Regions from separate parts of the Homo sapiens genome. Here regions 1 and 3 are each linked to region 2. A link is an interaction called in ENCODE POLR2A ChIA-PET data of the cell type or tissue named here. Cell type or tissue: GM12878. All regions are shown on one strand. Links, peaks and the distances in the headings refer to the core of each region. The heading gives the core; the rest is flanking DNA.

Region 1 (10,655 bases), core at 3,042-8,041, 160 kb before region 2:
AAACAGGAAAAATCTGAGGAAAAAGAATTATATATATCTAAAATTTTTCTGAAAGATAAAAATAGGCTTTTTGAGGGGGTTATGAGGGAAAGGGAGGAGACTGATTAAAGAATCTTATCAGTCAAACAAAGAAAGACACTTTGCATTCCCTGTAGGCTTTGACATGCCTGTTAAACACTGAGCTGGGCTCCAACCTTCCCGTCTGGGGATAAAGGCAGGAGGAGCCTGGGTCTTCAGGCAAGGGTGTCCTGGTGGCAGGGAGGGGCCAATCTGTGGCCCCCTATGCCCTCTTCCCAACCACTCAGTTTTTCTAGTCTTTTGGAGAGGAAATTACCCATGCACTCACTCACTCTGACCTTACATCTCTGATCAATTTCCATTAAAAAAAAAAAAAAGTCCATTTTGAAGCAAATGGCTTCTTCTTTGTTTCTTTCCTAGACCATTTCCCTTGTATGAAAGACTGTTTCACTTGGCAGGAGACAAATGGCAATACTGATTAAAGAACATGATTTTATAGGAAACATTAGAAATGTTCACCAAGATTATCTCTTTGCTTTGGAAACATTAGCAGGAATGAAATGTCTGGGATGGAAAATGCTAAGGATAAAATGCATTTCCATTTAAAATAGTTCATAAATGTGAAAACAATTAAGCTCACTAAGGGCTAGGAGGGAAATAACAAGGAAGTTTACTGCCTTCAGATGCTTTTAAGTGATCCTGTAAGTCAAAAACATCTTCGTTTCTCCAATAAAAATGTGAGGGTCTTTGGCCAAGAATATAGGCTGCAACTTTTCAAGATTCTTTTCTTTAAGTCCTTTCCTTCTCAAATTCCACCACCTGGAAGCAGGTTTTGTTTTTATAACATTCTCTTTGAAGAGTTCAAATTACTAAGACATTTTTTAGCTAAATAAACCCCCAGACTTGTTGAAAACACCTTGGAAACATGGGCACTGCTTCTCCTGTGGGTGTTTCTGAGCTGTGTCTTTGACAGCTTCTTCCTTAGAAAGCTATCTACTCTCACCGCTTTCCAGGCCCGATCTCCTCTTCAATGCCTCTTGCTTCTGCCAGGAGTCCAATGTCAGCATTTCCAAGTTTCTGCACACTAATTATGCTCTCCTCTCCTTCCCAATTTCCCTGTCTCTGCTGATGACGCCAACATGCTTCCATTAATCCCAGACCTTTAATTCCTTAAAAAGTGCATGATGATTGGACTCACACAAACATGGAATGCAACCTCCCTTTTCCCTTCTACAGCCATGAGACAGAGGCCAGTCACTAATCTCTGTAAGCCTCAGCTTTCTCCTCTATCAAATGGAGATAATAACTGTAATACCTGAACTCAGGCTTGCTGGGAGGATTGCTAACAAGTTATTCAGCAGGCGTTGATGCCAGGTGAAAAGTCTCTGGCTCTCATTGAGCTCTCTCATCTGACTGCAGTCTATCTGCTACCCTTAAGGTATTAGTACTTACTATGCAGTCAGGACAAACTATGCTTTCTGCTGTCTTGGCCTCTCCCCATTCTGTTCCCCTCATCTTGAAAATACTCTCCCCTGCTTTATTTTTATCTGAGTCCTCTCTGCAGCCATAAGATTCACTTCCTCCATAAACTTTTCACTTGACTGCTCCAAATTCCAGTGCTCCTCCTTTCTCCAAAATTCCTGCTGTACAGCTCCAACGACATTGTTTGACACCCACAGGGAGCCCACCTGATGTTGTTTACTTAAGCATAATGTTGAGTCTATAGAAGATACTAAGTAAATATTTGTTGATATAATCAATTATGTAAAGAGGATTTGAAACTGAGGGTAGCCCTAGACTACTCAGTATAGGAATGGTGAATATGTGGCTTAAATGTTGCCATAACATTTATCCTCCCAAAACATCCTCCCATATTCTTGGCAAACATCAAAAATTTAGTTCAGAAAGCACCCACCATAGATTCTCTTTCAACCCTGCATGTGGGAAATCATTATCAATCAATCAGACATGGAACATGAGACAACACTGACTTGTCATCACTGCTATAGAATCCTGCAGAGGAGGTGAATGAGGCCCACAGGGTTGACATGACTTGTTCCATGCAAAACCGCTTAATAGCAGGGCCAGAACTAACACCTAGCCCCACTATTTTTCTGTTTGGTGCTCTTTTGATTTACTATAGTTAACTGAGACATCTTTTTACTCAGCTACTCATGAAAGACTAAGAGACTATTGATTTCAAAGAGAAATGAAATGAGCTTTTATCTCCTTTTTCTTTAGCTGTATATAGATAATTCCAGCGGCAAATGGGCAAGTCACAGGATTTTAGCTCCACAGAAAAGAAGTCTGAATAATGAGAGCTGCACCCAAATGGAGCTGGACCCCCACAACATGCTGGGCCCACCATACAGCAAGGGTTCAAGTACAGGTTGGATGAAGCACTTTTCTCACATTGTGGGGGGATAATTACAGCTCATTGCCAGGCCTGGGTTGTGCTTTCAGTCTATCACCTCACTTCCTCCTCACAATGCTGGGAGAAGGTGGAGCACTGTCACCCCAGTTCCAGATGAGGTAAGAGACTGAGCCTCAGGGGATTAAGTGACTTGCCCAAGATCACAGTGCCAGAAAGTAGAGGAGTAGGGATTTGTACTGAGATCTATGTGACCCCAAAGGCCACACTCTTAACCAGTGATGAGAGACAGGGACAACAACGAGATCGCTAGGGTGGCTGGTAAAGAAGGGGAAGGACAGATGAAAGACTAGGGAGAGGGTGTTTCAGAAAAACAGGCATTTCAGAACTTTGACTAAAACCTGCTCCAGAGTGGGCAGGTGGCTGGAGGCGCCTCCCTAAACATATCTGACCTCATTCTGATTTGGAAGCTGATCAGGGTAAAGCTTGACCAGGATTTAAGAGAATACAGGGTCACGTTCTCCTGTAACAGTCCTAGACTCGTGAGTACAGAGCCCAGTACAAAAATAGGCAGGTGTAATGTCAAAGAATTTGACAGCAACAAGAGGTCACCTTAAGACTGTCTTGGTTGGCTCCGAATGTGCAAGTGCGAAAACTTTTGGCCACTCTCTGGCCACAGAAAGAGAAAAAAGACCTGGGTCTGAACTCAGATTTCTTTTTCTTTTCCTTTTTTTTTTTTAGACGGAGTCTTGTTCTATCGCCCAGACTGTAGTGCAGTGATGCAATTTCAGCTCACTACAACCTCCACCTCCTGGGTTCAAGCAATTTTCCTGCCTCAGCCTCCAGACTAGCTGGGACTACAAGCACAAGCCACTATGCCTGGTTAATTTTTTTTTTTTTTTTTTTTTTTGGTATTTTTAGTGGAGATGGGGTTTCAGCATGTTGGCCAGGCTGGTCTCAAACTCCTGACCTCAAGTGATCTGCCTATCTCAGCCTCCCAAAGTGCTAGGATTATAGGTGTGAGCCACCTCACCCGGCCTGAACCCAGATTTCTGGTGGTCTTCCCACATCCACATCCTCATCCTCATCCTCCCTCCTCCCTGCTGAAGACATGAGAACCATTTCACTTTGCTTTAGACAAAAGATGTTATTCACACTTTGGGCACCAGGCTGCTGAATAATGATTTTCCAACTTTCATTTTAAAAACTATTTTAAAACCATAAAAATGACAGATTATCAAGCTTCTTTACTGATAAAATTAATTACAGAGAATGATTGAACTGATAAGGATTTCATTTAGTAACTTGAGACTGTCTTTTGGAACTTTTTCCAATTAATTGGTTTGAGACAGTAAGGTCTGACGCCAAGTTATTTTTGTCTAATAAATTTTATGTTATTGCTAGACTAGAACATACTTCTTTAAATACAATCTAAAGAACATAAAGAAGTAAAAAAATAAGCCATTGAAAAATAAGCTATAGGTTCTCCAACCAAACAAAACGTTGTTGATATTTCGGTATATTTTACTTTTAATATTTTTTTAATGCATGAATTTGTAGTTATACAAAGTTATAATTATATACTATACGCTACTTTAATTTGGTCTTTTCCACTTAATCTCACTTTATATACATTGTTCCATGCTATTTCATACTATTTAAAAACATAACTTAATAATATCGGAGGACGCGGCGGCGCTGCTCCTCCGCTGCCGCCGGGAGAGTCGGCGACGCCGCCAGCTCCGCGCGCGAACTCCCGTCCATGGCACGCAGAGCGGCGGCTGCCCGAGCTGCTCGAGTCTCGCCCCGCGCCGCGCCGCACTTTTAGACGAGTGCGGAGGGGAAGTCAGCGCGGAGCTGCAGCCCCCGCCGGCCGCCGCCGCGCGGCGAGAGGGAGTTCCCAAAGCTGCCTCGGCCCGGGGCCCGGCCGGCCCCCTCCTTGCGTCCTCCCCCTCGCGGCGAGGCTGCCCCGCGCCCAGGCTGCCCCGCGCCCGCGCCCGCCGCCGCGGCCCGCAGCGATGATCTTCCCCAGCAGCAGCGGCAACCCCGGGGGCAGCAGCAACTGCCGGACGCCCTATCGCAAGCAGCAGTCTCTGGTCCCAGCCCACCCCATGGCCCCTCCCAGTCCCAGCACCACCAGCAGTAATAACAACAGTAGCAGCAGCAGCAACTCAGGATGGGATCAGCTCAGCAAAACGAACCTCTATATCCGAGGACTGCCTCCCCACACCACCGACCAGGACCTGGTGAAGCTCTGTCAACCATATGGGAAAATAGTCTCCACAAACGCAATTTTGCATAAGACAACGAACAAATGCAAAGGTTATGGTTTTGTCGACTTTGACAGCCCTGCAGCAGCTCAAAAAGCTGTGTCTGCCCTGAAGGCCAGTGGGGTTCAAGCTCAAATGGCAAAGCAACAGGAACAAGATCCTACCAACCTCTACATTTCTAATTTGCCACTCTCCATGGATAAGCAAGAACTAGAAAATATGCTCAAACCATTTGGACAAGTTATTTCTACAAGGATACTACGTGATGCCAGTGGTACAAGTCGTGGTGTTGGCTTTGCTAGGACGGAATCAACAGAAAAATGTGAAGCTGTTACTGGTCATTTTAATGGAAAATTTATTAAGACACCACCAGGAGTTTCTGCCCCCACAGAACCTTTATTGTGTAAGTTTTCTGATGGAGGACAGAAAAAGAGACAGAACCCAAACAAATACATCCCTAATGGAAGACCATGGCATAGAGAAGGAGAGGTGAGACTTACTGGAATGACACTTACTTACGACCCAACTACAGCTGCTATACAAAACGGATTTTATCCTTCACCATACAGTATTGCTACAAACCGAATGATCACTCAAACTTCTATTACACCCTATATTGTATCTCCTGTATCTGCCTACCAGGTGCAAAGTCCTTCTTGGACGCAACCTCAACCATATATTCTACAGCACCCCGGTGCCGTGTTAACTCCCTCAATGGAGCACACCATGTCACTACAGCCCGCATCAATGATCAGCCCTCTGGCCCAGCAGATGAGTCATCTGTCACTAGGCAGCACCGGAACATACATGCCTGCAACGTCAGCTATGCAAGGAGCCTACTTGCCACAGTATGAACATATGCAGACGACAGCGGCTCCTGTTGAGGAGGCAAGTGGTCAACAGCAGGTGGCTGTCGAGACGTCTAATGACCATTCTCCATATACCTTTCAACCTAATAAGTAACTGTGAGATGTACAGAAAGGTGTTCTTACATGAAGAAGGGTGTGAAGGCTGAACAATCATGGATTTTTCTGATCAATTGTGCTTTAGGAAATTATTGACAATTTTGCACAAGTTCTTGAAAACGTTATTTATAACGAAATCAACTAAAACTATTTTTGCTATAAGTTCTATAAGGTGCATAAAAACCTTAAATTCATCTAGTAGCTGTTCCCCCGAACAGGTTTATTTTAGTAAAACAAACAAACAAACAGATTTTTATCAAATGTTATGATGCAAAAAAAAAAAAGAAAAAGAAAAAAGAAAAGAAAACTTCAATTTTCTGGGTATGCACAAAGACCGTGAAGACTTATCCAAGTGCATGACCGGATTTTTGTGGTTTTGTTCATTTTGTGTTTAATCTGTGTTTTTTTTTTCCAGCTGTATGAAATGGGCTTTCTGAAGTTTAACTAGTCCGACTTCACCCATGGTGTTCTGTGCTTGCAGTGCGAGTGTTGCTGTAATTCAGTGTTGCCGTCAGTGTCTCTCTTCTTAGCTTTCCGGCCTTTTTTTTTTTCCGAGACGGAGTCTCGCTCTGTCGCCCAGGCTGGAGTGCAGTGGTGCGATCTCGGCTCACTGCAAGCTCCGCCTCCCGGGTTCACGCCATTCTCCTGCCTCAGCCTCCCAAGTAGCTGGGACTACAGGCGCCCGCCACTATGCCCGGCTAATTTCTTGTATTTTTAGTAGAGACGGGGTTTCACCGTGTTAGCCAGGATGGTCTCGATCTGCTGACCTCGTGATCCGCCTGCCTCGTCCTCCCAAAGTGCTGGGATTACAGGCGTGAGCCACCGCGCCCGGCCTGTCTTTCTTTCAATGCAGTGTGAAGTGTCTTATCCTTTTCTATGAATTCCAATTTGCCTTAACTCTTTTGATGCTGTAGCTGTTTCAGTAAAAGTTAGTTCAAACTAATGATGTAGAATGCTTTGACCAGATGAGCTGGTCTATTATGCCTTGTAAAACAGCAGCATAGGGCTTTTAAAAGGTAGTCAATAAAAGTTGCTGAAATTTTGGCTTTTTAAAAATAATAATAATAATAATAATAATAATATCAAAGGGTTAGGATAAAGTCTTTTGTGACTCATCACTCTGAAGCCCAAATACAGAAAAGAAAATAAAGGTAACAGCATCTTCCATTGTTCACTCCTCCAATAAAAACAGAGCCCTGAATTACTCTGGGAAAAGGCCACTGTTTAACACAGATTTTGAGATGTCCTTTTCTCAGCCAATTATCAAAGCCGTACAATAAAACTGCATCCCTCCTAGAAGCTATCTTCCCTTACATAGATTTAGAAAATTAATATGACAAAGGCAAAACAGGCAGGGATTTGGACAGCTCAGTCCTAAAAGCACTGAGCTACACACAGAGGGACCAACACTCAGGGAGGCCTAGGTTTAGAGCACAGTGGAGGATTCATTTAAAAGAGATTCAGGAGGGTAATCTAGGTCAGCCAATCACATCTGGCCGAGGCTGCTGGGGACTGACTGTCATTACCATCTGACAGGTGTTCAGTGGCCCAAATGAACTGAGTTAGTTTCATTCCAGCTTCTAGAGAACAGGTGTGCATATCACCAAACACGAGGGGGAAATCTACTGTTATAGTTGGCACTAATTAACATCTTTGCTGGCAGGCTCAGCAGAAAGGCCAAAAGTTCAATGGCCGTGGAAGGGACTGATTTGCTTTGGAACAGGCAGGGACACATTGATGAGCCCTTGTGAAACCACAGTTCTCAAACAAATGCCCACAGCCATGGATCTCCATACCCTGACACATGCCTGGGTGGGCACATTCTATGGATGGGTTACATTGAAGTCCTTGAACTCTTTGGAACACTCAGAAAGGCAACAATTGTCAGCAGCCCCACCACCAAGTAAAATATAAAATACATTGCTAGATGCATTTCAAGCCTTGTCTCTTCCATAATATTCTTGTTTCTGATCAGATCTCTCTGGGTACTCTGTATCTTTGTTACCTGTTGGGCATTCTGTCTAGCAGTGTTGCTTAAATGATTTTTATAGTTCTGCACATCCAGACAAGTTCCTGGGATAGTGACCTGGAAGAACTGGCCTCCTCTTAAGTTGTGAGACCACCTAAGAGACTCTAGAACCTTTCAGTTTCCACCTATATCCTAGACAAGCTGCAGACTTTCACTAGAGCCCAGCTTGTCAAACCTAGTTCCTCAGCCTAGTCAGAATCCAAAGCTGCATTCCATCCCCTGCTCACCACAGTCCTCATTCTTCTGTAGTCTCACCTTATCTTATTCTCCAACCTTGTCCTTTCTTTTCCAACCAACTGATTTCTCTTGCTTTTACTATATACGTGGCAATTCTTTACTCTGTTCCTTTGAACAAATTATTGCCTCCACCAGGAATATTCTCTCCGCTTCTTTCAACCAATCCACTGCAATGACCCACTTTTTCCAAGACTTGGCTTGGAACTCTCTAACGAGAGGAAGCCTTCTCAGACCAACCACTCAGTGGGCATAGTTACCATTGCACTACACATTTTGTGTTTGTGTTATCTTTCTGATCACCAGGTTGAACCTTCAAGGACAAGACTATTATCATCACTGTCTCTCCCCCTGTGGTCTAACACAATGCTCTGCACACAACAGATGTTCTATAAATATTTGTGAAGTAAGATGAATGGGATTGTCAAGATATTTAATAAACACTTTTTTTTTTTAAAGTAGAGAATGGGGTTTCACCATGTTGGCCAAGCTGGTCTTGAACTCCTGGCTTCACGTAATTGGCCCACTTTGGCCTCCCAAAGTGCTGGGATTATGGATGTGAGCCACCACACCTGGCCAGTAAACATATTAACAGAGAAGTAATTTTTCTTAAACTAGAGCTTAGTCAGTGGGTCCACTTTTCAAACACTATAAATTGACGATAGAGGTAAGAGTGTTAAGTAAAAAGACTGATTGGCCACCACACTACTTGGCCTCTGTCACTGTGCCACTCCCACCACTTCTCAACCAGTCAGGATAGGAATTACCACTGAAGATGTGTGTGCTCTTTGTCAAGGACCTTATGCCATTTAACCCTAGGAGATAGAAGCTATTATTCTACTACTAACATTTTGCAGAGAGGAAGATTGAGGCTTAGAGACATTAAGCAATTTGCTCAGAATCGCATTTTAAGTGGAAGGTCTCTCTGATTTAAACATTAGGGGACACTGAGCTAAGAGAAAAGGATGGGAGGAGGGTGGGGAGCAAACATGTGAAAAAGAAAAATCTTCGAGTCACATTTTTCAGAACTCTGTCCTGTCAAATCTTCCTTCATAGCTGTGGTGGCTGCCATGGTGCACTCTCCCACCATGACTCCACACCGCCCCCCGACCCCTTCCTTCCCCACCCTGTCCTTCCCCACCCTACTTGGCTCCCTCCTTGGGTTCCAGGGAGGCTCTGGTTCCCCAGCAGTAAGAGTTGGCTAAAGATGGCTCACAGCTGAGCCACAGTCTGGGAACTGTCTTGGTAGAAGGGAGCTGCCTCACCCAGCCACATTACTGCTCCACAAGAGGGCTGGTCAGATGCAGGGGTGCAAAGCTCAGAGTGCCCTGCCTGCCTCTGGGATGTCTTTGATGCGCCACCCCAGCTTCAGTGCTTCCCCATGGCATGGACTGAGGCCTCTATGACAATAATATCCCAACTCAACCTCTCCAGCTGCCCAATCCTGCCTTTTTCCTTTCCTCGCTTCATTTGCTGTCCCTGAGAGCCCTCCCTTAAAAACCTCCTGCAGGTAAATCTGTGCTTCTGAGCCCACTTCCTGGACCTACCTGAAGACACGAACCAACAGTGAGAAAGTGGAAATGAGGGCCCAAAGCCTGTGCTCTCACCAAATACCAGCAGAGAGACACTGTTAGGCACATCCAAATCACCTTGCCCAGTTTCAGCTGTGAAAAAGAACGGGACATGGGCAGAGCTTGCCTCTGCCTCCCTCCCTGCCCTGATGCTCCCTTTGCTTCAGTTAGTGACCCTCTGTCCCCATCTCCCATCAAGAGCCAAAACCCCAACACCTTCTCTTTTCTTTCTTCTTCAAACTCTGCATTCAGGAAAGGATTTGATGAACTCAGTCACACAAAAGGAAACTTAATAAAATTAATCTATTGCTGCTTGGGGCTTTAAAATAAGCTAATACTTATTTTAAGTTTAGACCAAAGGACAAATATGTTTAGCAACATTCCAGATATTTATTTACTCAGTAAAACATATATTTGAGCACTTAGTGTGCTCAGTGTTGGTTGCAAGCTGAGTGGAGGAGGGATTGTTTTAGGTTGTGGGTGGCCACCTCAGCCCTTTGAAAGCAATTCCAACGGATAACTCCACTGACTGAAGACCCTCATGGTCCCTCTATATTCAGGTCCCATGAGTGTGCATTAATTTTATGCTGATTCTACAAAGCCATTAGCAGTTGCTGGATTGCCACACTGCAACAGGCACAGACGTCTATGGGTAGGTCACCCCGCCCCTCTAGAACTAAGTAAAACCTAGAGTCTTTTCCTATGGAGTTCATTTCATCAGAAAAACAAGTAAGCAATCAGCTCCTTTTCTGCCCAAGTCAAAAGCATACTACAAGTTTTTTTCAAGATACTGGGAAATGGTTCAGAAGCAGCAGCAGCCTTTTAAATTCAGTCTTCCTTGATATTCAGCAAAGGTGTATTCATGTACTTTTGGACAGGTTGAAGATAAAGGGCAAATAGAAAAAAATTCACCGACAGGGGGTATTTACTCTGGGTGAATGATTCTTTATGTCTAGAAGAAGAAATGTGGGAGATGTTGCTTCTAATTTTCTCATGTCTCAAAAATGAACATTGGGGTTGCTGCTCAGCTTGTCATAGGTTAATATATAAAGTTATGAGACAGCAGGCTCAGTAGGATGAGCAAGACACTGGAGACTCAAGGACAAACAATTTTTATTGCTATTTACTACTGCCAGCTTGCTAGGAATCCCCATTTAAGTTGCTTAATTTTTCTTTAAACTTCAGTTTTAAAAAAAG
Region 2 (10,655 bases), core at 3,050-8,049:
GGGGGATTCTAGAGTGTTTTGAAGGTCAAACTGTGGCATAGGCTATCAAGAATCAAAGGGACAAAGTGACCTCGCTGAGGCTTAGCCTTTCAATCAGGTCCATTGTAGGTATACTAACCAGGGGAAACCAATGACCCAGGTCTATTCTTAGCACAGCTGTTAACTTAAGAAAGCTTCTTGGAACTTGGAGCTCTCTTAGAACCAGACTTTACCAGGTTACTAATTTACCAGGTTACTAATAGTTTTGATCCTCTTTGAACTTGCCTTATGCTTGAATCAAATTGTCTTAATCAAGTAGCCACTCATCTGATGCTCTGAAGACCATCTTCATAAAAATCCTGTAGCTTAATAGGCTTTGTGTAGACAGTACAAGAACTGTAACCCATTGGAAACTAACCTCATCAAAAACAAAGCAGAGATATTGCAAAAGCAGAGGTGGAAGAGAACGTCTCAGGGCACAGATAAAATCACCTATTCGCCCATGGGTAAAATCAAATTCCTCTTGAAAATGAAAATTCTTTTCCCATCCAGAGTGCATTCTCTTATACCATGTACTCAAGACATTCAGAGAAATTCCGTTTCTTTTTCTCTAAGAAAAAAAAATTAGTTTCATCCTTCTGCACTGTGAATTTTGCCTCTTTTGAAGCAAATGGTACTGTTGAAGAATGGCGACTTGGTACGACTGGCAATACTTAAATAACAATAGTGCAAATATTTTAGAGGGGATTGTAAAGGATTCAACATTTTTATTTAAACTCAAGGTTTATTAAATACTTGCCTCAACTCATGATAAGGCATTTTCCTCCCTCTGCCTCAGCCTCACAAATCATATTTCATAAAGGACATCATTCTTAGAGTTTTCAATTCATGAAGATATGGATCCTTGAGTTGATTAGAACATGGGTTTTAGAGTGAGCTGGACTTCAGGTCTAGGTTCCACAAAACAGTACAGCGTGATCTTGCGGAAATTTCTCAGTCTTGATTTTTCTCAACTGTAAAATGAGGCTGCTACTACTTACTTCAGGGATTGCTGGAGGATTACACAAAACATTTTGGGTGCAACAGCACTTGCACAAATAAGCACTACACTAGTTGAAGGGTTAACTGATGCTATTATTATGTAATCAAAAGGCCAAACTTTTCTGTAGATTCTTCCCTCTACTGCAAGGACTCAAAGAAAAGGCAGCACATTTTTCGAAGCTCAGAAGTTCTTTTTGATTTCTCAGTTCTGAAAATAAGAGATGACTTCTACCTTCAAGAGAGAATTGAGCACATGTCCTAAAGATGCTGTTTTAGAGAAATTGGGTATAAGTTAAAATTTTTCTTGTAAAATTATATTTCAAATATGCCTTGGCCCACCAGTCAAAGGATCCTAATGCTAACTTCTATTGTAAATGGCAATAGATTGCCATTGTAATGGTTACAATGGTTACAATAAATAAATAAAATGTAACAATGGTTACAATGGTTACAAATGAGGTTACAATGGTAACCTCAATTGTAAATGGCAATTGATGGGCTATCTGGGGTCAAATCCTCACCTTTGCCACCCCAGCTTCCCCAGTCTCTTCTGCAACACATTTCCAAGAATCTCCCTCTTCACTTGTTTCTGGGCCTGAGTGGGCCAGTGCGAGATCCATGGTGAGACCTAGAAGGGAGAAGAGGAGAGACTATTACTCTCCAGAGGCATTTTCAGGCCAGCGTGTGGGCTGATCACACATGAATGGTCTATGGTTGCTACTGGGTGAGCTCCTGCTAATTACCTGCTTTGGTCCTGCAAGTGGCTGCTGTAGTTGGTAATGGCTTTTTGAGAGTCATTTGCTTTAGTGCAGGCTGAGAGCCTCCGGAAGAGCTCTTGAGAACCGCTCACATAGTCTTGCAGACTGGGATAATGGGTGATGGCTTCCCTGACCTTTGTTCCCCAACCCTACCAATGTTTGTGTAAGCCTCTACTTCCCTCCATTAAAGCCCTTCCTCCATAGAGTGACTTCTGTTTTCCTGACCCAACTTTAACCAAAATGGACAACATAGTGTATTGAACACTAAACTTAGAGTCAAAAGACCTTATATATTATGGTTATTCCATATCATCCCATATTGGCCTAAATCATTTTTTAAAGGAAATTTTCATTTTCCATTTGTGGATGTAACATAATTCATTTAACCAATCCTCTGTTGAAGGACACTCGGTTTCTCATTTCTGATTTTTCTCTGTTTTAACACCAATGAACATCCTTGTATACTTTGCACACTCATGTGAGCATATCTGTAGAATAAATTTCTGGAAGTGAATGCTGTGTCCCCAAATAGTAGTATCAATTCCAAAAATAGTATGTAGTTTTTACTTTTGTCCTTTAGAAACCACCTGTGTGATTAGGTAAATTAATTAATCTGGGCCGGGCATGGTGGCTTACGCCTGCGATCCCAGCACTTTGGGAGGCCAAGGCAGGTGTATCATCTGAGGACAGGAGTTCGAGACCAGCTTGGCCAACATGGTGAAACCCCATCTCTACTAAAAAGACAAAAATTAGCTGGGTGTGGTGGCGGATGCCTGTAATCGCAGCTACTCGGGAGACTGAGGCACGAGAATCGCTTGAACCCAGGAGGTCAAGGCTGCAGTGAGCCAAGATCGTACCACTGCAGTCTAGCCTGGGTGACAGAGCAAGATTCTGTCTCAAAAAAATAAAAAATAATAATAATCTGTGTTTCACTTTCTGTGTCAGAAACCCTCTGACTTTTTCTAAGAAAAATGTTTTCTGTTATTTATGTCTAAGGTAGTAACAGCAATAGTAATAGTGATAGTATAATCACTGAAATCTATTTTCTTTCTAGAGGATCAAATTTAAAATATCATAAAAGTATTTTCCTTTTCTTTGTATTTAAAAGTATGTATATCATTCAAGGATATCTGATTGAACTTTCACTAAAATGTATCAGGAAAGTCCTGTTACCGTGTGTGAGCTGGGATACAGAGGTCATGAGGTGAGATCTCCTTGTTTCATGCTTCTTTCTTTCTGCAATGCCAGGACTATGTGGGAGGACAGTGTTTACATTTGTGGCCGGATATATATTTGTGTGGAAAGCAAGAAATGCTTGAAGCATTATTTCAAGTTCATAAGAAGTGTGTGCTGTTATTCCTTGCAACTACTATCAACATGTATGGCTTCCACAACAAAATTTTTCCCCTTTTTTCTTTATCATCACTGGATGGAAATATACAGCTTACTGCTAAGATCATATTTCCAGGTTAGTGAGGTAAGAGTTCCTAAATCTTTATTTATTTCAGATCTCAATTATGAGGCTATATTGCAAGTTTGATAGTGTCTAATCCATCATAAGTACTCAATAAGTATTTGTTAAAGAACAAATGGTTTCATTAACTACAGAATGCATTGCAGTGTATTTTTCCACTATAAAATTTCTACCACCTTGAAGATATCAGAAAAGTTTCCTATATTCCTTGCCATTGCTTTTCTGCTCTCAGTTTAAGAGACAGCTTGCCTCTCATGATCAACTGCAGAAAACTTTGTGGTTTTTTGTTTGTTTTTGTTTTGTTTTGTTTTGAGACAGGGTCTTGTTCTGTTGCCCAGGCTGGAGTGTGCAGTGGCATGATCATAGTTCACTGCAGTTTTGAACTCCTGGACTTAAGCTCAGCTGGCACACATCACCATGCTCATTTAATTAAAAAAAATATATATATATATATTAGCAGAGACGAGGTCTTGCTATGTTGTCCAGGCTGGTGTCAAACTCCTGGCCTCAAGCAATCCTGCCACCTTGGCCTCCCAAAGCGTTGAGATTACAGGTGTAAGCCACCTCAACCAGTACCCTCCCTTCTTAAAAAATAGAGATAGGGTCTCATTCTGTTGCCTAGGCTGGAGTGCAGTGGCACGATCATAGCTCTCTGTAACCTAGAACTCCTGGCCTCTGCCTCAGCTTCCCCAAGTGCTGGGATTATAGGCATGAGTTGCCACACCTGGCAAGTGCAGGAGAACTTATAGAATCTTACAGAATTGGCCGGGTGAGTGGCTCACACCCGTAATCCCAGCACTTTGGGAGGCTGAGGTGGGAGGATCACTTGAGGCTAAGAGTTCGAGACTAGCCTAGTCAACATGGCAAAACCCTGACTTTTCTGATAATACAAAAAAAAAAATTGTCAGATGTGGTGGCATGCACCTGTACTCCCAGCTACTCAGAAGGCAGAGGCAGGAGAATCACTTGAACCAGGGAGGTGGAGGTTGCAGTAAGCCGAAATAGCGCCACTACACTCCTACACTCCAGCCTGGGTGACAGAGGGAGACTCTGTCTAAAATTTAAAAAAAAAAAAAGAATCTTATAGGATTTCTGGGTTAAACTTCTTTTTTAAAAATGCCAGAAGATATGCTAGCTGTTTTTTGAATGGAATGTTGTTGCACCTTGCACCTCATTTTTTTTTTTTTTTTTTTGAAATGGAGTCTCGCTCTGTTGCCCAGGCTGGAGTGCAGTGGCGCAATCTCCGCTCACTGCAAGCTCCGCCCCCCAGGTTCATGCCATTCTCCTGCCTCAGCCTCCCGAGTAGCTGGGACTACAGGCACCCGCCACCACACCCGGCTAATTTTTTTCTGTTTTTAGTAGAGACGGGTTTCACAGTGTTCACCGGGAAGGTCTCGATCTCCTGACCTCGTGATCCGCCCACCTCAGCCTCCCAAAGTGCTGGGATTACAGGCGTGAGCCACCATGCCTGGCCGCACCTCTATTTTTAAGCAGGACAAAATATCTTTGGAACAGCCAAATAAGTGAAGAGTGTTGAACTAATTGGAAGAAGATGAAACTTAATGGACTCCCCTCTGCTCACTTTTTTCTTATCCTTGGATTTGATTTTTGAATAATTTTATTTGGAGAATGATTTGGTGATACCCTGGAAGAGATTCGAGGGATTAACTGTAATGGCCAGTTGGTCGCAAGCCACGTAAGGAACCTCACATGATTCAGAGTGTGAACCATTCCTAAAACGGAAATTAGAACTGAAATTTTCACATGTAGACCTAGCGCTAATGGGAAATCAACATAGAAAAAGTTACGTTGCAACTGAAAACATTAGGCTTGGAAGCCAGACACATCACACTTTGATATCTTACAAGTTGAGTCACTTTAGCCAAACAAGTTTCCTCATCTTTACAACTAGGTGATAATGCCGTCCTCCCAGGGATGCTAATAGGCTGAAATAAGACAAACAGCTTGCAATAGACACATCCTGATATTCTTCTGTTATCATTGAGTGTGTTTGCAGGTTGAAGAACTCAGACAAGGAATGGATTTTTATATATTGGTCCCTCTCGCATTCAAATTTGTAGTTAGTAGATCAACAAAACATAGGCTTGATGAACCAACCCTTAAAACTATAGATACTGCCTTGTAATCTGTTCCTACACATTTATTTCTTATAACAGGGCTTAGGAAAATTTCTCTTTCAGTTTTAATGTTTCTCACTTGTTAAGTGAAGGTGTTCGCATAAGAGGAACTTCTAGGTTCCCACAACTCTCTAAGAGGAAGCTTATGCTGTTTTTGTTTCACTGTTGGTCCAACACAGGTCACAACTTTGGATTATTTTCCCTCCCAGTCCTGAACCCTCTTGGAAACACCCTTATTCTATGTCACCAGCCCCCATCCCTTATCTTGATAAAAAATTTGTTCAGATTGTATCTTTGGCCTGTCTATAATCTCAAAATAGGGGAGCCTCAAACACACATTCCTAGAATTTAGAGATAGCAATTTGTGAAATCATTAAAACTAGTCACAGTTTATGGCAAAAGTTTAAAAAACAAAACAAAACTTGTTGATTTCATTCACGTCTAAAAAATATTGTATTCATTTTTGTTTTAACCTCAGTGTTAGAAGTGAAATATGCAGACTGTGAAGCTGGTAAATGTTGGGGCATATATTTAAGGCAAAATACACTGTAGTCTCCTCAAAGCGCAGGAAAGAACAAAACTCTTATGCCCTGGATGTATGCACTGCACTGTTTGTAAAGGAAAACAGCTTCTCTCTGGGCCCAAGAGAAGCAAGAAGTGGAGGGACTGGAATCCCCCACAATGCAGTGATTTCCTCTTTTTCTATTCTTAGGCCACAGCAGTCTCTAAGGATATGCTAACATGTTCTTTCCTCACCAAACTCCCTGAGGAAAGGGTCCAGAGGAATGGCTCATATCAAGGGTCCTAGAACTTGGAATGAGGAAACCTAGAACTTGGAGCCAGACCTAGCAACTAGAGGGTAAATCCAGTTTCCCCAGTAACACCCCATCCCTCCCTGGGTGCAGTCCCTCAGCGATTAATCTAAGCTTCTGATACAGGTTATAGGGGCAAAGAGATAAAGGGCTAGAATTTCCAAGACTGGGTGGAGTTGAGGCTCAGAATTCTCAGCCTATTCCCCCCAGGGCGTACCATGCAGTTAGCCTGCCAGTGTGGGGGTGGTGGGCCGCAGGGAAAGTAGTGAGGGTGAGCTATGCCACTCACAGAAAGTCAAGTTGGTAACCAGTATGGGGTTACCTATGATATCGAGAAAGGGGCCCCCACTCCCACATCTTTTGCACCAGAGTCCCCCTCCCTGGTTAGCCTAGAAATGACCTGGACTCCAGCCTTCGGCTCTCTCATCTGCCTGGCACAGCCCTGCTACAGCAGCATCCTGAGGTGGAGGGCTCATCTCAGTAGCTCCCCCTTCAATAGCTAACTGCTTTTTGCTGAACAGTAATGCACTATCTCAGTTTGTTTTCTGTTCGTATTACAGAATACCTGAGGCTGGGTAATTTACAAATAAAAGAAATTTGTTCCTTACAATTCTAGAAGCTGAGCAGTCCAAGGTTGAGAGGCTGCATGTGGTCAGCTTCTGGCAAGGGCCTCATGCGGGGTCATAGCACGGCAGAGGCGCCACAGGGCAAGAGGGTAGGAGCCCGAGTGTCAGCCTGGGTCTCTCTTCCTCTTCTTAGAAAGCCTCCAGTCCCATCATGGGGGCCCCACCCTGAGGACTTTATCTAATCCCAACTACCTCCCAAAGGCCCCACCTCCAAATACCATCAACATATGAATTCTGGGATTCCGTTTCCGACATATAAAATTTGGGGGACACATTAAAACCATAGCCAATACTAATTTCTCAGAGCCCTCCAAAATATATTCCTAATTGACCTCTCCTTCTGTTTTCTTTTCCTTCCCAAACTATATCCTCTATTTCAAGAAACATCTTTATATAATTCCCAGAAATTACTCCGTGTTTTCCCACTTTCAGGCCCTTGCACTTACACCCTCTGCCTGTTTGCCCCCTGAATACTTGCTGGCAGAGCTTGTGGCCACAGTGTTTGGCCTTAGATAACTTTGCCACAAAATATCTCACTTTCATTGTTATTATTTTTGCATCGCTCTTGTATAGTGACCTTGGAAACAAAAGACATCATTCTATTTATAGCATTCTGGTTTTAGTAATCATATTTTCATTTTAAAAATATAGTAATTTTTGGCCAGGCACAGTGGCTCATGCCTGTAATCCCAGTACTTTGGGAGGCCGAGGCGGGCGGATCACCTGAGGTCGGGAGTTCAAGACCAGCCTGACCAACATGGAGAAACCCCGTCTCTACTAAAAATACAAAATAAGCCTGGCGTGGTGGCTCATGCCTGTAATCCCAGCTACTCGGGAGGCTGAGGCAGGAGAATCACTTGAATCCGGGAGGCGGAGGTTGTGGTAAGCTCAGATTGCACCATTGCACTCCAGCCTGGGCAACAGGAGCAAAACTCCCTATCCAAAAATATATATATATGTATATATATTTATTTTATATGTATATATATTTATTTTATATATACACACATACATATATATGTATATATGTGTATATATATGTGTATATATCTATATGTATTCAGGAGGCAAACAGGCAGAGGGTGTAAGTGCAAGGGCCTGAAAGTGGGAAAACACGGAGTAATTTCTGTGAATTATGTAAAGATGTTTCTTGAAATAGAAGATATAGTTAGGGAAGGAAAAGAAAACAGAAGGAACGGTCAATTCGGAATATACTGACTTTTGGGAGCCCGCCTCGGCCTCCCAAAGTACTGGGATTACGGGCATGAGCCACCACGCCGGGCCAAAAATTACTATATTTTTTAAATGAAAGTATGATTACTAAAACCAGAATGCTATAAATAGAATGATGTCTTTTGTTTCCAAGGTCACTATATAAGAGCAATGCAAAAATAATAACAATGAAAGTGAGATATTTTGTGGCAAAGTTATCTAATACATATATGTGTTTATATAACATATACATATATGTGTATATATAACATATACATATATGTGTTTATATAACATATACATATATGTGTATATATAATATACATATATGTGTATATATAATATATACATATGTGTATATATAATATAGACACATATGTGTATATATAATATAGACACATATGTGTATATATAATATAGACACATATGTGTATATATAATATAGACACATATGTGTATATGTAATATAGACATATATGTATATATTACATATTCACATATGTGTATATATTACATATACACATATGTATGTATAACATATACACATATATGTGTATATATTACATATACATCTGTGTATATATTACATATACATCTGTGTATATATAATATACACATCTGTGTATATATAATATACACATGTGTGTATATATGTGTATATAGAATATATACACATGTGTATATATTATATATGCATTATATATATTATATAATATATTATATATATTATATATACACACATGTATATATAATATATACACACATGTGTATATAATGTATACACACATGTGTATATATAATGTATACACACATGTGTATATATAATGTATACACACATGTGTATATATAATGTATACACACATGTGTATATATAATGTATACACACATGTGTATATATAATGTATACACACATGTGTATATATAATGTATACACATATGTGTATATATGTGTATATATAATGTATACATATTTATGTGTATATATGTGTATATATAATATATACATATTTATGTGTATATGTGTATATATAATATATACATATTTATGTGTATATATAATATATACATATTTATGTGTATATATATTATATACATATTTATGTGTATATATATTATATACATATTTATGTGTATATATATGATATACATATTTATGTGTATATATTGTATATATAATATATACATATTTATGTGTATATATTGTATATATAATATATACATATTTATGTGTATATATTGTATATATAATATATACATATTTGTGTGTATATTGTATATATAATATATACATATTTATGTGTATATATTGTATATATAATATATACATATTTGTGTGTATATTGTATATATAATATATACATATTTGTGTATATATTGTATATATAATATATACATATTTGTGTGTATATTGTATATATAATATATACATATTTGTGTGTATATTGTATATATAATATATACATATTTGTGTGTATATTGTATATATAATATATACATATTTGTGTGTATATTGTATATATAATATATACATATTTGTGTATATATTGTATATATAATATATACATATTTGTGTATATATTGTATATATAATATATACATATTTGTGTATATATTGTATATATAATATATACATATTTGTGTATATATTGTGTATATAATATATACATATTTGTGTATATATTGTATATATAATATATACATATTTGTGTATATATTGTATATATAATATATACATATTTGTGTATATATGTTTATATGTAATATATAAATACGCATATATAATATATGTGTATATATGTATATTTATGTGTGTGTATATATATAGAGAGAGAGAAAGAGAAAGTAATTCTTGATTGCTGAAAATGTCAAATCCTAGAAAATGTGACATTCCTACACGTGGTAACATTGTTCTCAAACAGTTGTTAGCTGAAGATTAATTTGATGAATCTGACTTTTTTCTGAAATAGACTATTTCAATGAATCAGACAATTCTGATGTTAGTTCTGTTTAGAAATAACTCCAAGAACAGTTTTTATATTTTATTTTCACATTGAAAATCAGTCAGATTTTCTTCAGCCTCAAGGAGTGTGTTTATGTAAAATTAAATGAGTGCTGGCAGAAAGCTGCACTTTTTTTTTTCTAAGTGGAGAAAGGGTTAAGGCTCTTTCCCTGTAAAATGTCTTCCCCTGACACGTTAACTTATTAAAAAATATGTTCTTCCTTCATAAAAATCTTTCCTGAACCTTCTAACTTGGTGGGATTTTTTTCTTTCTTTTATTTATCTGTTCTTTTATAATTTATGCCATACAGTTAGAAGTCACACTTGATGGCAGGTTTATCTTAGTCATCTTTGTACACCCAGCACACATGTCACAGGTTCTTAATAAACAGCTCCTGCAAAGGACTGAGTTGAATTTACTTTGCTTACCACTACTACAGATACGACCTATCAAGCATGGTGCCTGCTCTGGGAAGTCTTAGACACATGTTGAACGAGAGAAGACATTCAGAATTAATTAGATAGCCAATAAGAGCCTGTGAAAAGGTCCAAATTAGTGCTACAGACAGTGAGGACTAAATGAGTCCTTGGAGGACTGCATTTCATCTGATAGACT
Region 3 (10,655 bases), core at 2,742-7,741, 150 kb after region 2:
AGCCAAGACAAGATGGACCTTCCCTACCCTAAGAGGAATTTAAGTCACTATTAAATAGTATCCTTCCCAAGGTGGGCTGGGGGTGGGTCAGAGAATGACTTTCCTGGTTTTTTTGTTTGTTCTTTTGTTTTGTTTTGTTTTTTTGAGATGGGGTTTTGCTCTTGTTGCCCAGGCTGGAGTGCAATGGCGTGCTCTTGGCTCACTGCAACCTCCGCCCCGCCAGGTGCAAGCGATTCTCTTACCTCAGCCCCCGAGTAGCTGGGATTACAGGCATGTGCCACCACACCCAGCTAATTTTGTATTTTTTAGTAGAGACGGGGTTTCTCCATGTCGGTCAGGCTGGTCTCGAGCTCCCGACCCCAGGTGATCCACTCGCCTCTGCCTCCCAAAGTGCTGGGATTACAGGCATGAGCTGCCGCACCCGGCGAGAATGACTTTCTTACGGGTGATAAAGTCTGGCATCTCCAATCAGAGCCCTAGAGCTCCCATTTGAAGCCAGAAAATGGCTCTTATGTTGCTGTCCTACCATACTCTTCTAGGTTCCCACAGGGTACAGGAGCCTACAGGAGCTTCCATTATTCACTAAGTTGTTTGATCTTCAGCCTCAAAATATATTTTGTTGGACTGGTCCAGTGCTGTAGCTGGCAAGGGGAGCTCACTACTGTACCAGCTTAGTCCCTGAAAGCCCAGGAACTGACAATAGTCTGAATGTAACACAGGGAAGCCCCTAGTGGGTGGTGAGTGTTCCTTCATCAAAGAAACATTCCACTTCCTCATTCTCTCCCCTAACCCCCAGTCTTCAGAACATCATTTTATATAAATCATAAAAATGGAGCTGCTCTCCTTTGGGAGTGGGAAAGGACCCAGAACCATGTTCTTTTATTTCTTGAGGGGTCTTCTTTAAGAATAGCCATAGGGATTTTTTTTTCTTCTTTTTTTTACTTGATTGGGCCCAAGTTTACCAACTAAATTAGCAGGAGGACCACGCTGCCCTTCTTTGGGGCACAACAATTGGTGGGGATGAGCAGCTTCCCCTCGTTTCCAATTGAAGAAACTAGGGAAATGGTCAGGCAATGAAGTTTCCCAAGGTTGGTGTATTAGTCCATTTTCATGCTGCTGATAAAGACATACCCAAGACTGGGAAGAAAAATGTTTAGTTGGACTTACAGTTCCACATGGCTGGGGAGGCCTCAGAATCATGGTGGTAGGCGAAAGACACTTCTTACATGGTGGTGGCAAGAGAAAATGAGGAAGAGGCAAAAGCGGAAACTCCTGAAAAACCTATCAGATCTCATAAGACTTATTCACTATCATGAGAATAGCACAGGAAAGACCGGCCCCCATGATTCAATTATCTCCCCTGGGTCCTTCTCACAACACATGGAAATTCTAGGAGCTACAATTTGAGTTGACATTGGGTGGGGACACAGCCAAACCATATCATACTGCCCCTGGCCCCTCCAAATCTCATATCTACACATTTCAAAACCAATCATGCCTTCCCAACAGTCCCCCAAAGTCTTAGCTCATTTCAGCATTAACCCAAAAATTCACAGTCCAAAGTCTAATCTGAGACAAGGCAAGTCCCTTCTGTGTATGAGCCTGTAAAATTAAAAGCAAGCTAGTTACTTCCTAGATACAATGGGGGTACAGGTATTGGGTAAATACAGCCATTCCAAATGGGAGAAATTGGCCAAAATAAAGGGGTTACAGGGCCCATGGAAGTCCGAAATCCTGTGGGGCAGTCACATTTTAAAGCTCCAAAGCGATCTCCTTTGACTCCAGGTCTCACATCCAGGTCATACTGATGTAAGAGGTTGGTTCCTACGGTCTTAGGCAGCTCCGCCCCTGTGGCTTTGCTGGGTACAGCCTCCCTCCCAGCTGCTTTCATGGGCTGGTGTTGAGTGTCTGTGGCTTTTCCAGACACATAGTGAAAGCTGTCAGTAGATCTACCATTCTGGGGCCTGGGGGATGGTGACCCTCTTCTCACAGCTCCACTAGGCAGTGTCCCAGTTGGGACTCTGTGTGGGGGCTCCAACCCCACATTTCCCTTCCCCATGGCCCTACCAGAGGTTCTTCACGAGAGCCATTCCCCTGCAGCAAACTTCTGCCTGGGCATCCAGGTGTTTTCATACATCTTCTGAAATCTAGGTGGAGGTTGGCAAACCTCAATTCTTGACTTCCGTGCACCCACAGATTCAACACCACTTGGAAGCTGCCAAGGCTTGGGTTTTCCACTCGCCAAAGCCACAGCCCAAGCTGTACGTTGGTTCCTTGCAGCCACAGCTGGAGCTGCTGGGACACAGGGCACCAAGTCCGTAGGCTGCACACAGCATGGGGACCCTGGGCCTGGCCCACAAAACCACTTTTTCTCCTGGATCTCCAGGCCTGTGATGGGAGGGGCTGCCGTGAAGGTCTCTGACATGGTCTGGAGACATTTCCCCCATGGTCTTGGGGATTAACATTAGGCTCCTTGCTACTTATGCAAATTTCTGCAGCTGGCTTGAATTTCTCCTCAGAAAATGAGATTTTTTTCTTTTCTATCACATAGTCAGGCTGCAAATCTTCCAAACTTTTATGCTCTGCTTCCCTTATAAAACTTAATGCCTGCCGGGCGCAGTGGCTCACGCCTGTAATCCCAGCACTTTGGGAGGCCAAGGCGGGCGGGTCATGAGGTCAGGAGATCGAGACCATCGTGGCTAACATGGTGAAACCCCGTCTCTACTAAAAATAAAAAAATTAGCCAGGCATGGTGACGGGCACCTGTAGTCCCAGGCTGAGGCAGGAGAATGGCGTGAACCCGGGAGGCGGAGCTTGCAGTGAGCCGAGATCCTGCCACTGCACTCCAGCCTGGGTGACAGAGCAAGACTCCGTCTCAAAAAACAAAAACAAAAACAAAAACTGAATGCCTTTAACAGTACCCAAGTCACCTCTTGAATGCTTTGCTGCTTAGAAATTTCTTCTGCAAGATACTCTAAATCATCTCTCTCAAGTTCAAAGTTCCACAAATCTCTAGGGCAGTGGCAAAATGCCACCAGTCTCTTTGCTAAAAATATAACAAAAGTCACCTTTGTGCCAGTTCCCAACAAGGTCCTCATCTCCATCTGAGAACACCTCAACCTGGATTTTATTGTCCATATCACTATCAGCACTTTGGGCAAAGCTATTCAACAAGTCTCTAGGAAGTTCCAAACATTCCCACATTTTCCTGTCTTCTTGTGAGCCCTTCAAACTGTTCCAATCTCTGCTTGTTGCCCAGTTCCAAAGTCGCTTCCACATTTTCAGGTAGCTTTTCAGCAATGCCCCACTCTCCTGGTACCAATTTACTGTATTAGTTAGTCTGTTTTCACGCTGCTGATAAAGACATACCTGAGACTGGGAAGAAAAAGAGGTTTAATTGGACTTACAGTTCCACATGGCTTGGGAGGCCCCAGAATCATAGCGGGAGGCGAACGGCACTTCTTACATGGCAGTGGCAAGAGAAAATGAGGAAGAAGCAAAAGTGGAAACCCCTGATAAACCCATCAGATCTTGTGAGACTTATTCACTATCACGAGAATAGCATGGGAAAGACTGGCCCCCATGATTCAGTTACCTCCTGCTGAGTCCCTCCCCTAACACATGGGAATTCTGGGAGATACAATTCGAGTTGACATTTGGGTGGGGACACAGGCAAACCATATCAGTTGGTAATAGGAGAATTGCACCTAAAATACGCATTCTAAACAAATCTACATGTTCCTTGTCTTTTTCTCTTTTTTTATTCTAGATTTTCTATTATATTTTAGTAGGCCCTTGATGTTTTTGAGGACTTGGCAAGCCCCCAGATTCACAGTCTCTAAACTTAAGAATCCAGGAAATAGTTCACTCAGGTTTGGAGATCTCTCCTGAAACTGTATTACTATCTAGAGGCAAGCGTTTCCTGTGCACATCCTCAGACTGCAAGTTAACTCCTTTTCCAGCTTCTACCCCGGACTCATCTCTCACTTCACGGCTATTTTCACAAAGAACTCCCCCACCACTAAAAAATGGTTTTGTTTCTTTAAAAGAGTTACTATGTAAACTCAAATTAGGAAACAAACAAGTCATATTGGGACTACCAGCTATGTATTGGCTCACTTCATCCACAACTAAATGATTTTCTCCCAAACATCAGCTTCCCGGAGCCAGAATTCAACTTTGTGCACAAGAAAAGTGACAAATTACTAAATGTCATGGACTTCAGAGTCCATCTTTCGTCATTAAAAACTGGTTGCCTGAGGCCCAAGGTGTTCTTTGTAAGAAGCTTTGAATCCTTTGTGGATTGAGGAAAAGCAGGATAATATTAAATAAGCCACAAATAAACAGCAAATCTGAACACCATCTGGTGAAAAGATTTGTTATATTATGTGATTCATATAGCTATTCTGCCACCTATTTGATTCCACTGCATGTCCTTCAGTGGTATTGATGGATTCACAGACATTGTAATTCTTATCAATTTAATGGCAAGTAATAGAACATGCTATATCTTCTCACGTGGTTCTCTTTATCTGTCTTCCAGAGTGAGAAAATGGCAGATTTACATAAATGTTTAAGAATTATTGGATTAGCCTTTGAAATAACATTACATGAATTTAACATTTTTCTTAAATTCTTATTTCATTGGCAAAAATCTGCCCTGGCATCACCTGCACTTACTACTAAAGCATCTCTGCATTCACCCACTGTTATGAAAATCAGGCAAGAGCAGAATAGGAAAGTGGGTCCAATGGGACTACTACCATTTTTTTTTTAAAGTAGATATTTTGCTTAATTTACTTTTGCTTTCTTTTGAGCCAAGAGCTCATGGACTACTGCTGTATTTTCATTAGTGATACGGTTTTATGTATCATTTAACAAGTACACCAAAATGCCAAATGTATATGTTAGGGTGAGTAATAAAGACTGGTTTTTCAGGGCGCCAGTCCATATTTTTTATAGTGCTTTCTGTCTTCCATTTTCAGGACTTAGCAAGTCTATGCTGCGCAATGTTCCCAAAGGGATATGGCTGTAAAATGTGTGAGGTCTGATAAATGTTCTTATCTGATGTTTGCCCATCTTCTGTGGGAAAATTCTATTAGATGAAACAAGACTGTCTAGACCTCCCTTTTCTTTTTCATCCTGCTGAGAGATTTATCAGAACCGTACCCCTTCCCTCCTACAGAAACATTTTTTTACATCTCAAGGTGCTTTGAAAATTGTAGTCAGCCCACTGGTATCTCCAGCTCTACAACATCATTCACCTCACTCCTAAAAATAGGAAATACTGCCAGGAAATGGATGCAAACAATTCTTACGTATTTAATAAAATAAGTAACATTGTTACCTTTTCCAGCTATTTCTCTGTTGCCCTTATGGGAGCATCTGTGGTAGAGCATTAAAAAGTTACATACAGATGTCATCCATAAGACTATTTTCAGACTCTCCAGCCTCCTGAAATTTGTCAACACCATTCATCTTGATCTTTACCAAAATCTGAGTTTTGTTTCTTTTCTTAAAAGTTTGAGAAAAGTGCATTCAGGTGTTTTTAAAGCATAAGAAGGTGAAAATTACATTTTTGATGTTTTCAAGGCCATTTTTCTTATTTATGTCATCACTGCATACAAAGTGTCTGAAAATAAAAAAGTTGAAATTTTCCAAGCATTCAACATAAAAAAACTTACAGATTAACTGTAGAACTATTTCCCAGTTTCAAAATTAATTAAACGCCACCACCAAGTTTTCTCACCAGCCCTGCTTACATTTCCTATGTGCACATCTCCCCTTTCTAACCAAGCTCCACTTCTCTTTATAAGTCCTTCCATCACAAAATTAAAGGAACATGTGATTTCCCTCCAGAACGACACTGCCTTTAATTCTTCTGCAAATGCTGACAGGTACTCTTACGAAAATGAAACCAAAAAGAGGTGAAGGAAGAGACAGAGAAGCATATTTCAAATCATTTTGACCCATTTCTTCATTTTGCTAAGATTAGGAAGGACATTTTGTGGAGCTAACTCAAAAGGCCATTTCACAAGCACTTCACAAGGGCATTTCACAAGAGGGTCTTTGAGAGAGAGGGCTTTGAGTAAATTACTTAGAAAATCCAAGTTTAAAAGCCTACTCTGAGTGAAGAATGGATGTTTTAGTTTGACTTATCAAAACTGGATGTTTTCACTGACTACATTTCTAGATAATTCTTCACTTTTATAAATTACTGAAAACCTGCTTTCTTTCTCTCCACCTGTTATCAAGAATAAAGTAAATGCTTGTAGAATTGTATTAGGTACTAAAGAGATACACAATAGTAGTTCTTGTCTTTACTAAGAAACTTAAAGTTTCATCACAGACACAAGATGAATGTCAAAGAAACAACTAGAGATACGAGCAAAGTAAGGGCCAAACCCACAGATCTAGGGCTCCACAACTGCACACTCCAGGAAACTCCAGCCTTTTTCAGTTCTTACTGCTCTTTCCTTCCCCCTTCTGTCTCTTCCTTGTCCTTCTTTTTCTCAATTCCTTTTCTCCCTTCTGCCTGTTTTATGTGTTTGGCCTGTCAGTGATGCTCACAGGCACTGTTGAGTACTCTGCTTTATGAAAACGCCCATGTTTCTATATCTGCTTACTTGCTTGATTCAGTCATTCCCTCATTCCCTCCCTCATTCGTTAAACCAACACTGTCTTATAAAGCTCTGTGCTAGAGAGCATGGAGGAAACAATCCAGACCAGATCCAGATTAGGCCCTGGTTTCACCTCTCTGCAGTCCTAGCTTTTGTCATTTGCTTTTATGGAAGCTGTCAAACACCATGGCTTCTTACTTAACTTCTTAGCGGCAATCCCGTTCCAGGGATCTGTGCTGCCTTCTCAACATTCTCACGGCCTCAGTGGCAGGGACCTTAGGCCCTGGGACTCCTCAGATATTTCTGTCTGCTTTTTCTTCCTTCTTTTAACTTCTCCCCCTCCCTCCATGCATTACCACTTAGTGCCCCTGGGGTTCAGCCAGGGGCTCCTAGCCCATCTTTTCCTTCTCTACTTATTCCCTTAGTGCAGCCATAAGGATTCAATTACCACCTATACTCAGATGAGCCCCAGATTTCCATCTTCAGCCCTGACACCTCTTCCTCTTTTCAGTCCCTTATTTCTCAGTGTCTACAAAATATATAGGCTAGACATTTCATTGCCATCTAAAACAAACGTGTCAAAACCAGATTTTATTCTCTCTCCACCCAAAGGTGCCTCTGCGGGCTACCTCACATAAGCGGCCCAAGTGCCGCTGCCCCAGCTGCCAAAGTCTACCTTCACCAGCTTCCTCTTTCTATTTATTGTCCGCTTTTCCCTGCATCCTTCCCTCAATTCTTCTACTAAGCCCTAGTAACTCTTTCTCTCTATTATTTTCCCAGACCCAAGCCTTCAAGGCTATTTCCATAGCCAAAGAACTCTTCTGGATATTAACTATCTCAAAGTCAAAAAACATATATTCATACACTCAAAAAAGTAGTAAACAGGAAAAGCTTCTTGGGGCATCCTGCACATCCTAAGACTGATCAGGAATAGTTCCTGTCACGTGTTTTCTAGTGATTTATAAAGCATTAAAAAATGCTTCAAGCTGGAGTTATATGCGTATTGTTTAAGCTTTTCTATTTACTTAATAGTTGTTTTTATATTATGTTCCCAGAGAGGTACTGGCCTAGCAGACACATTAGAAATAAATGCAGAAAAATGCAGACAAGATAAATGTAACAATGGAATTTCAAGCATATCCATCAAAAGACCTATCTGCAGTCCAGTACATCATGCTGTCAGGAAATTTTGCCTCTGGCTTATCTTCAAGTTTTCCACTTCTTAATCTTCATCCCTTTTTACACACTTTTTTATATTAAAGTATTCTTCTACCTCCTTGAGATGAATGTAAGAATACCTATCAGTTACTGAACATGGAACCAGCTGCCTCAGACTTGCAGCTTCATTGATCACCAGAACCAATTTGGTTGAGCCCTGGAAAATGTAATGGTCCACTGCACTCCCTTACTGTTCTGTGGGGGACTTGTTCAAAGTTGTGGGCCTAGTATAAAAGGATCTTCTTTTCTGGCAAGGATGACAGCACGGTACTCCTCTTAGAACGACTGGACTCTCACCTCCTAGGAAGGTTATTAGTGTGTAGATTATTTAAGACTGATGGTCACCCATTCCCCCTTTCCCTCCAGTACCCTGGGTTAGGTCATTTGGATGCTCAGTTAAGTCATCTCTAGAGGCGTGGTAGAGAAGAGGGGGAAGCAACGTTAATATGAATTAACTATCTTGATTTTGCCAATTTGCTATTACTAAGAATCTGTTAATAGAATGTGGACATTTTAAGCAAAATCTATTTGGGTTAATACCCAAATGTCCAAAATTTAAACCCAAAGAGTAACTCCACAAAACAAAAAAATGTAAGTCAAGGTAGGTATTCAAAGGTGCATCCAAAGAAATAGCTGGAACTGGCAGAAGTCATGGCAGCCCATCTGAAGCTGGGAATGAAATGTTACTGACAAACTGCACAGAGGATAAAAGACACAGGAAAATACCAATGGAATGAGAAAGGAAAGTCATGTGATATTACATGGCACTGAAGAGACAGAGACAGTGAATACTTTTTAAGCATCTGTTTTATGAAATCAAACCACACCATAGCCACACTGTGATTTCTGCAAAAAGGTGGATCCCTGTACGAGAGTAACTGGAGTTCAGCCCACCCTCTACTCTCTAAGCTGTCCCCGCAGGCATGGCTCTGCATGTGCCTAGAGTGAGTACTTTTTTCAAATTCGTACAAGGGTGCCATATGGGGTAGCAGTGAAACTACATCTTGGGATGCAGACTTCAGTTGGAAACATAAGAAAGAATAAGCCAGTGTTTTGAAATGATCTAAAAGACACCTGATAGGTTTCTATATCGGAGAAAGCCACACATAAGGCTCATAGATGTAATGGACAATTCCTCAAGGTGAAAATAACATGAAGAGCTATCCTGGACTCCTCCAATGACAATTCAGTGACTCCTTTTGGTACTGTTTCCCAGAGATGTTTTCTTCTTGGAGCTGGTTCTTGGTAGTAGATTGTCCTGTGGATATGACATCAGGATGGGGCATATGGCATGAATACCTCAGAAGAGATCTAGTGATGGAACACTAATAGACATTTTTTAGACCAGGCACGATGGCTCACGCCTGTATTCCCAGCACTTTGAGAGGCCAAGGTGGGTGGCTCACCTGAGGTCAGGAGTTCGAGACCAGCCTGGCCAACATGGTGAAACCCTGTCTCTACTAAAAATACAAAAATTAGCTGGGTGTGGTGGTGGGTGCCTGTAATCCCAACTACTCAGGAGCCTGAGGCAGGAGAATTGCTTGAACCTGGGAGGTGGAGGTTGCAATGAGCCGAGATTGTACCACTGCACTCCAGCCTGAGCAACAAAAACAAGACTCCGTCTCAAAAACAACAACAATAACAACAACAAACAACCAAAACATTTTTTTTTAATTATACTTTAAGTTTTAGGGTACATGTGCACATTGTGCAGGTTAGTTACATATGTATACATGTGCCGTGCTGGTGCGCTGCACCCACTAACTCGTCATCTAGCATTAGGTATCTCTCCCAATGCTATCCCTCCCCCCTCCCCCCACCCCACAACAGTCCCCAGAGTGTGATATTCCCCTTCCTGTGTCCATGTGATCTCATTGTTCAATTCCCACCTATGAGTGAGAATATGCGGTGTTTGGTTTTTTGTTCTTGCGATAGTTTACTGAGAATGATGATTTCCAATTTCATCCTTGTCCCTACAAAGGACGTGAACTCATCATTTTTTATGGCTGCATAGTATTCCATGGTGTATATGTGCCACATTTTCTTAATCCAGTCTAACATTGTTGGACATTTGGGTTGGTTCCAAGTCTTTGCTATTGTGAATAATGCCGCAATAAACATACGTGTGCATGTGTCTTTATAGCAGCATGATTCATAGTCATTTGGGTATATAGCCAGTAATGGGATGGCTGGGTCAAATGGTATTTCTAGTTCTAGATCCCTGAGGAATCGCCACACTGACTTCCACAATGGTTGAACTAGTTTATAGTCCCACCAACAGTGTAAAAGTGTTCCTGTTTCTCCACATCCTCTCCAAAACATTTTTTAAAAAGCATGTTGCAGGGGGATGAATAAAGACAATTATTTCAAATTCTCAACATTGTGTTCAACCCTAGGCTCCATAAGTGCCAGGAAATAGTGAACTGATGTAGAGGAGAGTATAACGAAAGGGAAGAGCAAGGGTAACCAACACTTCTTAGAGCACTGGTGACACATCAGGAACACTACACACATCAGCTGTGATGGGGACCCTGAGAGACAGGTCCCATGAACCCCACCTGACAGATGAGGGAACTTACGTTCAGAGAAGTCATGAGCTCTGAGTGGGGTCAAACAGCTAGTGAGTAACACGGCCCAGATTCAAACCTAGGTCTAACTACACAGTCCATATTCTTTCAATTACACCCTGCTGCTTATTAAAAGGCTGAATAATACACCTTATGAGAAAAGGATAAAGGAAGTTCTATAACTCATGCTTGATAAAAATGACTGAAAAGTGATATAATGTTTTTGAAGTACTGTCTAGGAAGGACTAAC

The links. Peaks named below come from ENCODE experiments on the same cell type or tissue, not always from the same donor. Only the 100,000 strongest peaks of a DNase experiment are listed, where the experiment ranks them.
Region 1: POLR2A ChIA-PET joins it to region 2 with 5 read pairs; 1 of 35 experiments calls an interaction of 5 or more read pairs at or near these places.
Region 3: POLR2A ChIA-PET joins it to region 2 with 5 read pairs; 2 of 35 experiments call an interaction of 5 or more read pairs at or near these places.

What each region holds. Positions count from the first base shown.
Region 1 is chr12:66,229,040-66,239,694 of GRCh38, reverse strand. The region is part of intron 8 of IRAK3 (interleukin 1 receptor associated kinase 3); the gene reads right to left. It also overlaps the pseudogene RBMS1P1. Among named protein-coding and RNA genes, the nearest start is that of MIR6502, 17 kb to the left of the region's middle. RefSeq lists a silencer at 4,204-4,483 and an enhancer at 4,544-4,623. In GM12878, for the core only: a CTCF peak has its summit at 5,530 (motif pointing right); DNase peaks (open chromatin) are centred at 5,277 and 5,494; H3K4me3 peaks cover 524 bases.
Region 2 is chr12:66,067,158-66,077,812 of GRCh38, reverse strand. No RefSeq gene overlaps it. Among named protein-coding and RNA genes, the nearest start is that of LINC02425, 41 kb to the right of the region's middle. In GM12878, for the core only: no CTCF peak of the experiment used is centred there; DNase peaks (open chromatin) are centred at 5,032 and 5,498; H3K27ac peaks cover 3,442 bases.
Region 3 is chr12:65,913,500-65,924,154 of GRCh38, reverse strand. All of the region lies in intron 3 of HMGA2 (high mobility group AT-hook 2), which reads right to left. Among named protein-coding and RNA genes, the nearest start is that of HMGA2-AS2, 30 kb to the left of the region's middle. In GM12878, for the core only: no CTCF peak of the experiment used is centred there; no DNase peak of the experiment used is centred there; H3K4me3 peaks cover 723 bases.